Regions from separate parts of the Mus musculus genome. Here region 2 is linked to region 1. The links are chromatin contacts, found by Hi-C or POLR2A ChIA-PET in ENCODE. All regions are on one chromosome and are shown on one strand. The core of a region is the stretch at or near the end of the contact, and the rest is flanking DNA. Distances in the headings are between cores, read along the strand shown.

Evidence for each region. A loop is a pair of places that touch in the nucleus more often than their neighbours do. ChIA-PET counts read pairs that join two places held with the same protein, here RNA polymerase II (POLR2A).
Region 2: a map of heart shows a loop between it and region 1 (7-fold over the local background). The contact joins the promoter of Gorasp1 here to the promoter of Wdr48 in region 1. A Hi-C loop is called at or near these places in 4 of 37 maps with a recorded cell type or tissue (T-helper 17 cell and heart). POLR2A ChIA-PET finds 5 or more read pairs at or near these places in 1 of 5 experiments (Patski).

What each region holds. Positions count from the first base shown.
Region 1 is chr9:119,893,333-119,897,989 of GRCm38, reverse strand. It overlaps Wdr48 (WD repeat domain 48), which reads right to left and starts at 3,095. Exons shown (of 19, transcript NM_026236.3): 1 at 3,033-3,095. The coding sequence starts at 3,080. Gm2449 (a long non-coding RNA gene) reads left to right here and starts at 3,078. Exons shown (of 7, transcript XR_871350.2): 1 at 3,078-3,164; 2 at 4,343-4,463.
Region 2 is chr9:119,935,820-119,940,248 of GRCm38, reverse strand. It overlaps Gorasp1 (golgi reassembly stacking protein 1), which reads left to right and starts at 2,691. Exons shown (of 9, transcript NM_028976.2): 1 at 2,691-2,791. The coding sequence starts at 2,732. It overlaps Ttc21a (tetratricopeptide repeat domain 21A), which reads right to left and starts at 2,643. Exons shown (of 29, transcript NM_028735.3): 1 at 2,499-2,643; 2 at 953-1,082. The coding sequence starts at 2,525.

The sequences.
Region 1 (4,657 bases), core at 1,846-4,345:
TTGAAATCTAGATGGCTTCATGATTTTCGCCAAAGCCTTTCAAGTCACCATCTCAAGTAAGGCCTTCTCAGCCCAGAACAAAAATTCCACTTCTGCTTAGCATGGTGGCACAGGCCCTCAAGTCCAGCATGTGGGAAGGCAGAGGCAGGCCAGTCTCTGTGAGTTTCAGGCCAGGCAGATCACAGACACATATGTGATTTTTGTAGAAAATTTCTTTTAAAGACAAGGGTCTTACTACATAGCCCTAGGTGACCTAGAATGCAGCGTGTACATCAAGCCTGCCTCTGCTTCCTGAGTGCTAGAATTAGAATGTGCCACTATGAAAAGCTAGAACACATTTTTAAAGTAAGGGACTGTGGGCTCAAGGAGCTGCCTTTAAGTTTGGCAAAGCAAGACACAAAGTGGTAAACGCTATGGCTCTGTTTGAAGTAAAAATTCACATCAGATAGCAAACTAGAGAAGCACAGGAATAACTCTCATCCACTGTCAATTCTGCCCTTAAAGGAAACTTCTATCTAGAGAGGTTTTGATTGTTATGGCTTGGAAGGTACTATTACATCTAGTGGGCAGAAGTCAGGGGATCCTAAACAACTTAAAACACACACGGCAGCGTCCTCACCTCCTGCAGGGAAGACCGAGTTACCCTAATGTATAAAGAGTGAGCAGGCTGAAGTGACACAGGACACTACACAGTTGCTGTTCTTGAGACATCGAAGAACAACTACAATTTATACTTTTGCACCATTTGTAAGTTCTTGCAATGTGCATGCGTGCATCCCTTCTGTGCAATAGGAGATGAAATCAGTCTCCGAGGCTTCTAGCATTGCTCTGTACCTACTGGACAAATCCTAAACCTTCTCTTAGCAGGCTAGTTTCAGATTTTGATAGGAAATAGTGTCCAATCACAATTGGTTTGCTGTTGAACAAAGTGCTAAACACCAAATTCTACCTTCATCCTCTGGCCAGCTGAGTGTGGAATCAGCTTCTCCCTAGGTCTATACGCACCAGCCGACATCTAGCCTATTTAAACACTTTTTTGGCACCTGATGTGATTTTCTTCTCTACTCTTCTCTGTTGTGTGTGTTGTTTTAAAAAATGTTTTTAAAAGATGCTAAGGACAGAGCCTTGTGAGAGGCAGGCACGTGCTCTACACTGAGGTGTATTCCCCCAGAGTCAAGGATAACTTGGAGCCAGTTTTCACTGTCCACTTTGTGGGTCCCAGGAATCAAACTCAAGTCTTCAGGCTTGGCAGCAAGCACACCTCCCCTCCAAGCCATCTTGCAAGCCCATGTCTTTTAAGTCTTTACCCCAAACTGAACGAACTGATAATCCTTACTCTATCAAGAACCACCGTCCTAGTGTGTGGAACTGGACTAAGTTACAACTTAGTTGAAATCAGTGTTTTCACCCCCTTGGCCTGGAGGCTGGGGCTACTTCAGTGCCATCAATGCCATTTGGAAGGAAAGCAGCACCTACCCAGGGAAAGCTAGGGGATTTTTACATTCTTGTCACCTCACTGATCCTGTAAAGTATTTATTACTTGTTAGTGAGCGTGTGAGTGCGTGAGCGCCTGTGTGAGTGTGGTGCACAGGGGCATAAGCACATAGGGACACATGCATGTGGAGGCTACAGGGTGACCTGGGTGCCTTCCCTCATTGCTCACTCTCCACCCTGTTTCTTTCATGGGACCTGGAGTTTATCAATCAGCAGGACTAGACAGCCATCAAGCTTCAGGGACACTCCATTTTCTGCCTCCCTAGAGCTGAGATTTCAAGTGCCAACCCACATGCCAGGCGTCTTTTCAAGTGAGGGGATAGAGATGTTTACGTGGACGCAGATATTCAGATCCTCATGTTTGTGCTACAGGCCTTCCACCAGACTGACCATCTCCCAGTCAGCCCAATTCTAACCATTAAACAACCATTAGTGAGCACACAGGGCCAACAAATGGAAGTCAGTACTATAAAGAGGACACTCATTCAGAAAATGCCACAGCTTTCCAGCCTTATGCTGGGGTTACTCACCTTTGGCCCTCCCTTCTGAACACTGAGTTCAATCCGTGGAGTGTTTACTGACTGCTAAACCCTTTTAGTCTCTTCTCCTCTGTGCGGCAAGTCTATGCACTCAGTCCACTTTAATGACTGAATGCATTTTTTTTTTTAAGGCAGTGTGTCTCGTGTAGCCCAGACTGATTGATCTCAAACTTGGTAGGTACTGGAGGATGACCTTGAATTTCCGATTCCCCTGTCGTCACCACAGAAACACACACACACAAGCAGCGCTAGAAGTACAGGCGGGTACCAAGCATGCCTGGTTTTATGTGGAGCAGGGGGTTTGAACCTTGCTCAGGACAGGAAGGGCTCTGCTAAACGAGCTTTATCCCCAGCACACAAGGCAGCAAGCAAAACTCAAACGTACACCAAACCAACGTGATTTGGGGAAACCCAAAGCACCCACGGTGCGGGTCAGCGAGCTCATCACTGGAGATTCCGACGTTAGGGAGATGAGGACTAAAAAGGAAGCCCGGAAGATGCATAGTGAGGACGGTGGAGGGCGGAGGCAAAGCCCATCGCTAAGGAAGGGACACTGTCATTTCCTCCAGCACAGCGCTCCCACGTGCGACCCGGACCCGCCACGCCCCCGCAAGGCCCCTCGCTTCCCGGCCTCACCCACCCGCGGGCGCCGCGAGGCCTCCGCCGCCGGGTCGCGGCTGTTCCGGAGGAAGGCGGCCGAGAGCAGAGGCAGGTGAGCGGGCAGCAGGCCCATGGCGCCGCCGCAGGCCCGGTGTCCCGGGACGGCGGTTCGCCGGGACGGCGGTTCCCCGCGACCGCTCGCGAGGCCCGCGCGCCCAGTCCGCCCGCCGCCACCTCAGGCCGTTGGCGCCCCGGCCCCACCCCTCGCGCCGCTGCGCCCCGCCCCGCCATCCTCCGGCTGTCGAACCCGGCCAGCCGCGGCCCGAGGCATCCGCCCGCCCGCGGGGGTACCAGAGCCGACGGCAGTGTCGCCAAGGCCGCGGAGCCGGGCCGCCATACCTGCACTTTCCTCCGCCCGGCTGTGTTCTGCCGGTGATGGGCCGCCATCTTGCATGTTGACACTCCGACGTCACTTCCGGGAGAGTTGAAGCGCCAGCGGATGTCCCGCCCTACTCTGTGGTTGGGTAGAAGGTAGGTAGGGCGTAGGCTTTCCGGGCTGGTTGCGAGGGGAGGCGCTGGCGGAGAAATAGCAGCGTGTGGGCGGGAACGCTCTTGGAACCAGGGCTTGGGGGCCCGTACTGGTCTACCTCTGTGCAGCTAAGCCCCAGGGCCGTCCCAGCGCCTGCATGCAGAGAGAAAGCGCTCAAGAGAGTCGTGCTTAAGTCGTGCCCCAGCCACTTAAGCCAGTGCTTAGCAACTGGACCACGTCTCTAACTCCATATTTATAGGTTTTAAAAATAATAATAATAAAATGTTGTTGTCATTTAGTTATTTTGAGGCATGGTCTCGCTGTGTAGTCCTGGCTGTTCTCAAACACCAGCGGAGAGGACAACTTGTGGTAGTCTTCTTCTTCCACTATGTGGGCCTTGAGATTCTAACTCAGGCTTGGCAGTAGGCACCTTTATCCAGTGATTCATCTCACCAGCCCCCTCAGGATCTTACCCAGACTCTCAGAATTACAGACGTGTGCCTGTACAGCTATAATATGGATCTTAGGATGTTAAGTGAGATAATGTTCGCATAGGCCCTGCTAACTTGACAATATATTTTAAATGATCGTTTTGGCAAAAACATGACCAAAGTACTATAACCCCTATGGAAACCCACTACCTTTATAAACTAATTAAAAAATACAAAGGGGCTGGAGAGATGGCTGAGAAGTTGAGAGCACTTGCAGAGGACCTGGGTTTGGTTCCCAGCATTCACCTGGGAGTTCATGAGCTGCAATAAACTCCAGTCCCACACGCCCCCTTTCGGACGCAGGTAGAACACTCTCCCAAAATAGAAGTAAATCTAAAATACAGAATTTCAAAGAGATACACTTGCATGGATGGAAAATGATTCCCCCCAAAAGACATGCATTATTAGATGAAAATCTCAATGCCAGGCATGGGATAGCTTTCTATGACATGGTCAGGGAAGACCCAGAAGCCCCTAAAACAATACAGGCTATAGCTGTTGCACTTGGTTGCCCACCGAAACTAAGTAGTAAGACACTATTGCTGGAGACACTGTATACTTTGGTAGCTGGACACAGAGACATCAAAGTGCACTGACCCAAAAACTTGTCAGTGATGACTCTGTGATGACTGGCTTCTCTGTGATGACTCTGTGATGACTGGCTTCTCTGTGATGACTGGCTTTCATAGGTGCTGTGAATCCTGCCAGGGAAAAAGAAGCATCCGTGATAAACCAGCCGACCACCTTGCCAGGCAAGATGTGCCCGCTGCTGTAGGGTTATGAGGGCAACCAATTACTTTTGGATTTGAGGTCTGTTCTACTGGAAGGAATTCCAGCTTGGTACTGTAACCTGGTCCTGTAAATCCCATGGCTCGGGGCATCACGGCCACAGGGAGGAACCTGTTACTGTGGTTTTGCTAAATTACATGTTATCAGACTTCTTTCTAGAAATTTATATGTATATCCACAAATCCGTACTGTCCTCAGCCACAGCCAGAGGCACT
Region 2 (4,429 bases), core at 1,442-3,941, 43 kb before region 1:
CCACCATGGTCGGGGCCAGCAAGGGGAGGTCCATGTGTGTACCTGTGCGTGCCGGTCAGAGGACAGACTTAACTGATTTTCTTTAGGCACCATCTGCCTTGTTTGATAAATAATGTAAATATTTTATGTGTGTGTAGGAGGCCAGAAGAGGACGTAAAATCCACAGGAACCGGAGTTATCGATGGTTACGAGAGCTGCCTCGTGGATTCTGGGGATGGAATCAGAGTCCTCTGTAAGAGCGGCAAGTGCTCTTAACCGTTGATCCATCTCTCCAGCCCCCACTTTCTATTTTGTTTTTGAGAAAGGTTCTTTTGTATATCGGGCACTTGAAATTTGATACACAGTCTAAGGTAATGTCGAACTTCCAGAGCCTCCCGCTTCCGCCTCCCATGTGCTCCACTACATCTGGCCGACTGGTTGAGAAACTTGAAACCTAGAGATGTGCCTGAGAGCGAGCCTGGGCACTTTAGAGGGACTGGAGTCAGTTTTGAGGAGGGACCGAGCACTCCCACCTGGTTGTTCAAGGCCTACCGATTACATTTATCCCACATGTCCCTAATGTTAGCTACAGGGTGCTTGGACAGTTCTCAGCACCCAGGCTCTGTTTAAGCCCCACTCCCTCACATCTGAACCTTCCAGTGCTTACACCTCCCACTTCTCTTTTCCTCCAGATCCAACTTCCAAGCCCGAGACGGGTTAAACAGTCCTAGCCTTCTCTCTCTTAACAACCCATTTTATAGATAGGGATACTGAGCCTCATGGCAGGGGGCAGTGAGACACGATCTCAAAAGCTAACCTGATATATAGACTTTACAGGTTTCTGTTCATTAATGGGGGGGGGCTGGGAGGGCCAGGGGTGTTTCCATGGGAACATAGCTAGAAGCTGGCATCCAGATGCTGCTAGAAGATAAAAGCTAGGATGTTTCCCCCTGGGGTAGGAATAATGCCTCACCTTCCCCAAGGATTCCATACGCTCTGAAGAACTGCAGGGCTGGGTCGCTGCTGTACCTCTCTAGGCCCACATTCGCAGCCTGCAGCACATGGTGGAAGTACTTTTCCTGGCTGTAGTAAATGATCGAAGCCTGCATGAAAAGAAAGAACATGGTTGCCATAGCTCCCGTCCCTCCATCTTTGTTCTGGTCACGATGGGGTGAGACCCACTCCTGTTGAGGTGACCCATTCCTTCTCACGTCTACAAACAGGAAGGGAGAGGCAGCATTCAGGCCTGGCCTTCTCCTTCTGCAGCCCTGGGAAGGAAGGCGCTCCAGGGAGTTTGGCTACGGCAGAGGTTTTAGGTGACTGGGGGATGGTCAATACACCATGTAAGCTTCAAGTCAGGCTCATCCTAGGCTGGGAAGGAAGGGGACTGAGGAGTGGTCATTTTCAGGGTCTCCATGTCCTCCGCTATACACATCTTGGTATCTTTCACAGCTAAAGAAGCTGAAGCCCAGGGAGACACAGCCCATGGAGATCACACAGTAATTGGGGCTGAGATTTCAAAGCAAAAGCTCACTTCCTCTAAGGTTTGTGGGTGTTGAGTTGGGGATAGATGTGGTTAGGTCGTAAAAGCCTCATGGGCCATTTGAAAGAGCCTAGACGTCAGACAGGGTCATCAACAGGAACCAGCTCGAATGGCTTTAAGTAGGGGAGTGAAGTTTTCAGATTTTTAAAACTTTTGGCAGAGCCTGGTGTTCATGTATCCCAGACTGGCCTCAAACTCAACTATGGTGAGTTTCTGACCCTCCCTCCCCACCTCTCCGGTGCTAGGATTAAAGGCACCTACCACCACACCTGTTTTATGGCTATCAGGGCTTGGTGCATATTCTAGGAACTGAGCCAGATCCCCAGTTACCTCAAATGATATTCTAAAGAAATGACTCTGGCTGTTGCGTGCAGTGATGTGTGGGTGGCTGCAGGTGGCACATGGGTAATGCCAGGCAGTAGTGCTGGTGCAAAGAGCCCAAGTAGAGAAACCAGGCCAGAGGTGTCTAAGGGAGAGATACATGGTGGCTCTGGAGACTTTGGAAGCTGACACTTCTCGTTAGATTAGGAACAGGGTTGGAGGTGGGCATAGACCTCATAGCAGTGGAACACAGATGGCTTAGGTGGGAGGCAGATGCGATAATGGACAGGCACGGATTGGTTTGGGGGATAGGATCAGGTCTGGGTGCTAATTTGAGGCTAGGGGTGCAGAGGACACTGAGGGGAAATGCTTTGGTTAGGGAGCTGAGGAAGATGGAAGGACTTCTAGAAGCTGCCAGAGTAGTGAACAGAGGGGTAGAGGTGGTTGGGGGGTGGAAGTAGCCTAAGAGTAGAGATGGCCAGAGGGCAGGCAGCAGGGTGGATGGTGTGGCAGAGGGTGGCCCAAGGGCAGATGGCCAGAGAAAGCAGAAAGGTAACCCCAGAGCAGAAATGGTCAGAGAGCAGAGAGCTAGCCCAGGGCAGCAGTCCTGACTGCAGAAGTAGTCCCGAGCGCAGGCGGCCCAGAGTTCACGCACCATGAGAGAGGAGTCATCGCTGCTCATGGCTGCAGCCCGGCTCAGGTGATGACCGGCTGAGCGGGATTCCCAGCTCTGGCCGCCCAATTCGCAGCCCAGCTCACGGCCGGAAGTCTAAGGCGCGCGCGTCCTTGGCAACCTGGCTGCTGGCCTGTTGCTAAGAACTGTGACATCCGGGAGGGCGTGGCCTGGCCCCACGTGACTAGGCCACGCAGCAGCGGGAGAGGGCGGCCATGGGGCTAGGGGCAAGCAGCGAGCAGCCGGCGGGCGGCGAGGGCTTCCATCTGCACGGGGTGAGCCGGGGTGGTGGAAGATCACCAGGGAGGGTTGCACAGCCCCGAGGCCTGCAGTGACCTCCCTGCATGCCTTGCGAGGCCCAGCGCGTCCAAGATCCGAGGCCCCTTCTCTAAGGAGCATTGCAAGGGGCTGGGAGAGCTCGTGGGCTTTGGGAAAGCTGCTGAAGAGGGGGTGAAGTGGCCAGAATGACTGGAGCCAGGGTGGGCATTGGGACCCCAGAGTGAAACATCCCGAGACCTAGATGGGGCCCTACGTGTCACTTGCAGGGAGGTACGAGCGAACAGGCTGCTGGGAAGTATAGTCTGGTTGATAAAGAACGCCGTATGGAGTTGGGGATAGAAAGATCTTTGAACTCAGCTCCCCTGTTTTGCCCCTTTGAAAAGCAGGTAGATGCAGAGCTGTGTGGAGGCGGGCAGGTTTGTCAGGTTGTCTGGCTGTTGGGTCAGCCTGCCTGCCTTCATTCCTTCAGACAGGATCTTGGTACTTAGTTCAAGCTGTTGTTAAACTCTCAGCTGCTCTTTCTCGGTTCCTCTTAAATCTTATCTATCTATCTATCTATCTATCTATCTATCTATCTATCTATCTATCTATTTATTTTGTGGGTGTCTCATTATGTATCCCCGACTGGCCTGGAACTTGCTATGTAGGCTAGACTGGGCTGGAACCTACAGAAATCCATCTGCGTGCGCCTGCCTCCTGAGCCATTATGCCTCTCTGGTCTATGTCAAAGGAAGTCTGGAGTCAGGGCTAGGGAAGCGGTTTCTAGCTGGAGAGCCACATTGGCTTTACAGATCAAAGTGACAAGATTTGTGCTTGGGGGTTGGCAGACATTGGGATGCATCCAACCGGGGGTGTTTTAAAACAGGTTCACGGGAAGTCAGGAGTTTGGGATCTTTGCACAAGGGCTGAGGGAAGTGAGGTGGTGGGGGTGGTGGACGGAGTGAAGGCAAGGGGGGCTGGTTAAAGGGGGACAGGTTGATCAGGTCAGAGGATGAGGACCCGTTACAGAGATGTGTTTTTGGTGTGTGTGTTGTTTTTGTTTGTGCACACGAGTGTGCAAACCAGAGGTTTTAGATCCCTTTAAGTTGGAGTTATAGGCATTTGGGAGCTGTCACACTTGCATGCTGGGGACTCAACCCAGGTCGTCTGATAGAATAATAGGCTCTTTTAACTGCTGACCTATTTCTCCAGTCCCTTTGTTTGTTTGCTTGTTTTTTCTTTGAGACAGGGTTTCTCTATGTAGCCCTGGCTGTCCTGGAACTCACTCTGTAGATCAGACTGGCCTTGAACTCAGAAATCTGCCTGCCTCTGCCTCCCAAGTGCTGGGATTAAAGGTGTGTGCCACCACTGCCCGGCTGTTTTTGATGTAGGATGGCCTTGAGCTCTTGATACTTCCCGAATCCCAGGATTACAATGTGCACGAGTATACCTAGCTATAGACATGTTTTTGAATATATATTCTATGCCAGGCAGAGCTTCAGGCACTAGAGATAACATGGTAGACAAAGTACTCATATTTGGAAATCAAACAGGGGAGAAGGAAGGCCATAAAGAGCTATGTGGAATAGGATGTGGTGGCTCATCCCTGGAATACCAGCATTAGACGCAAAGGCAGGAGGACTCCCAAGTTTGAG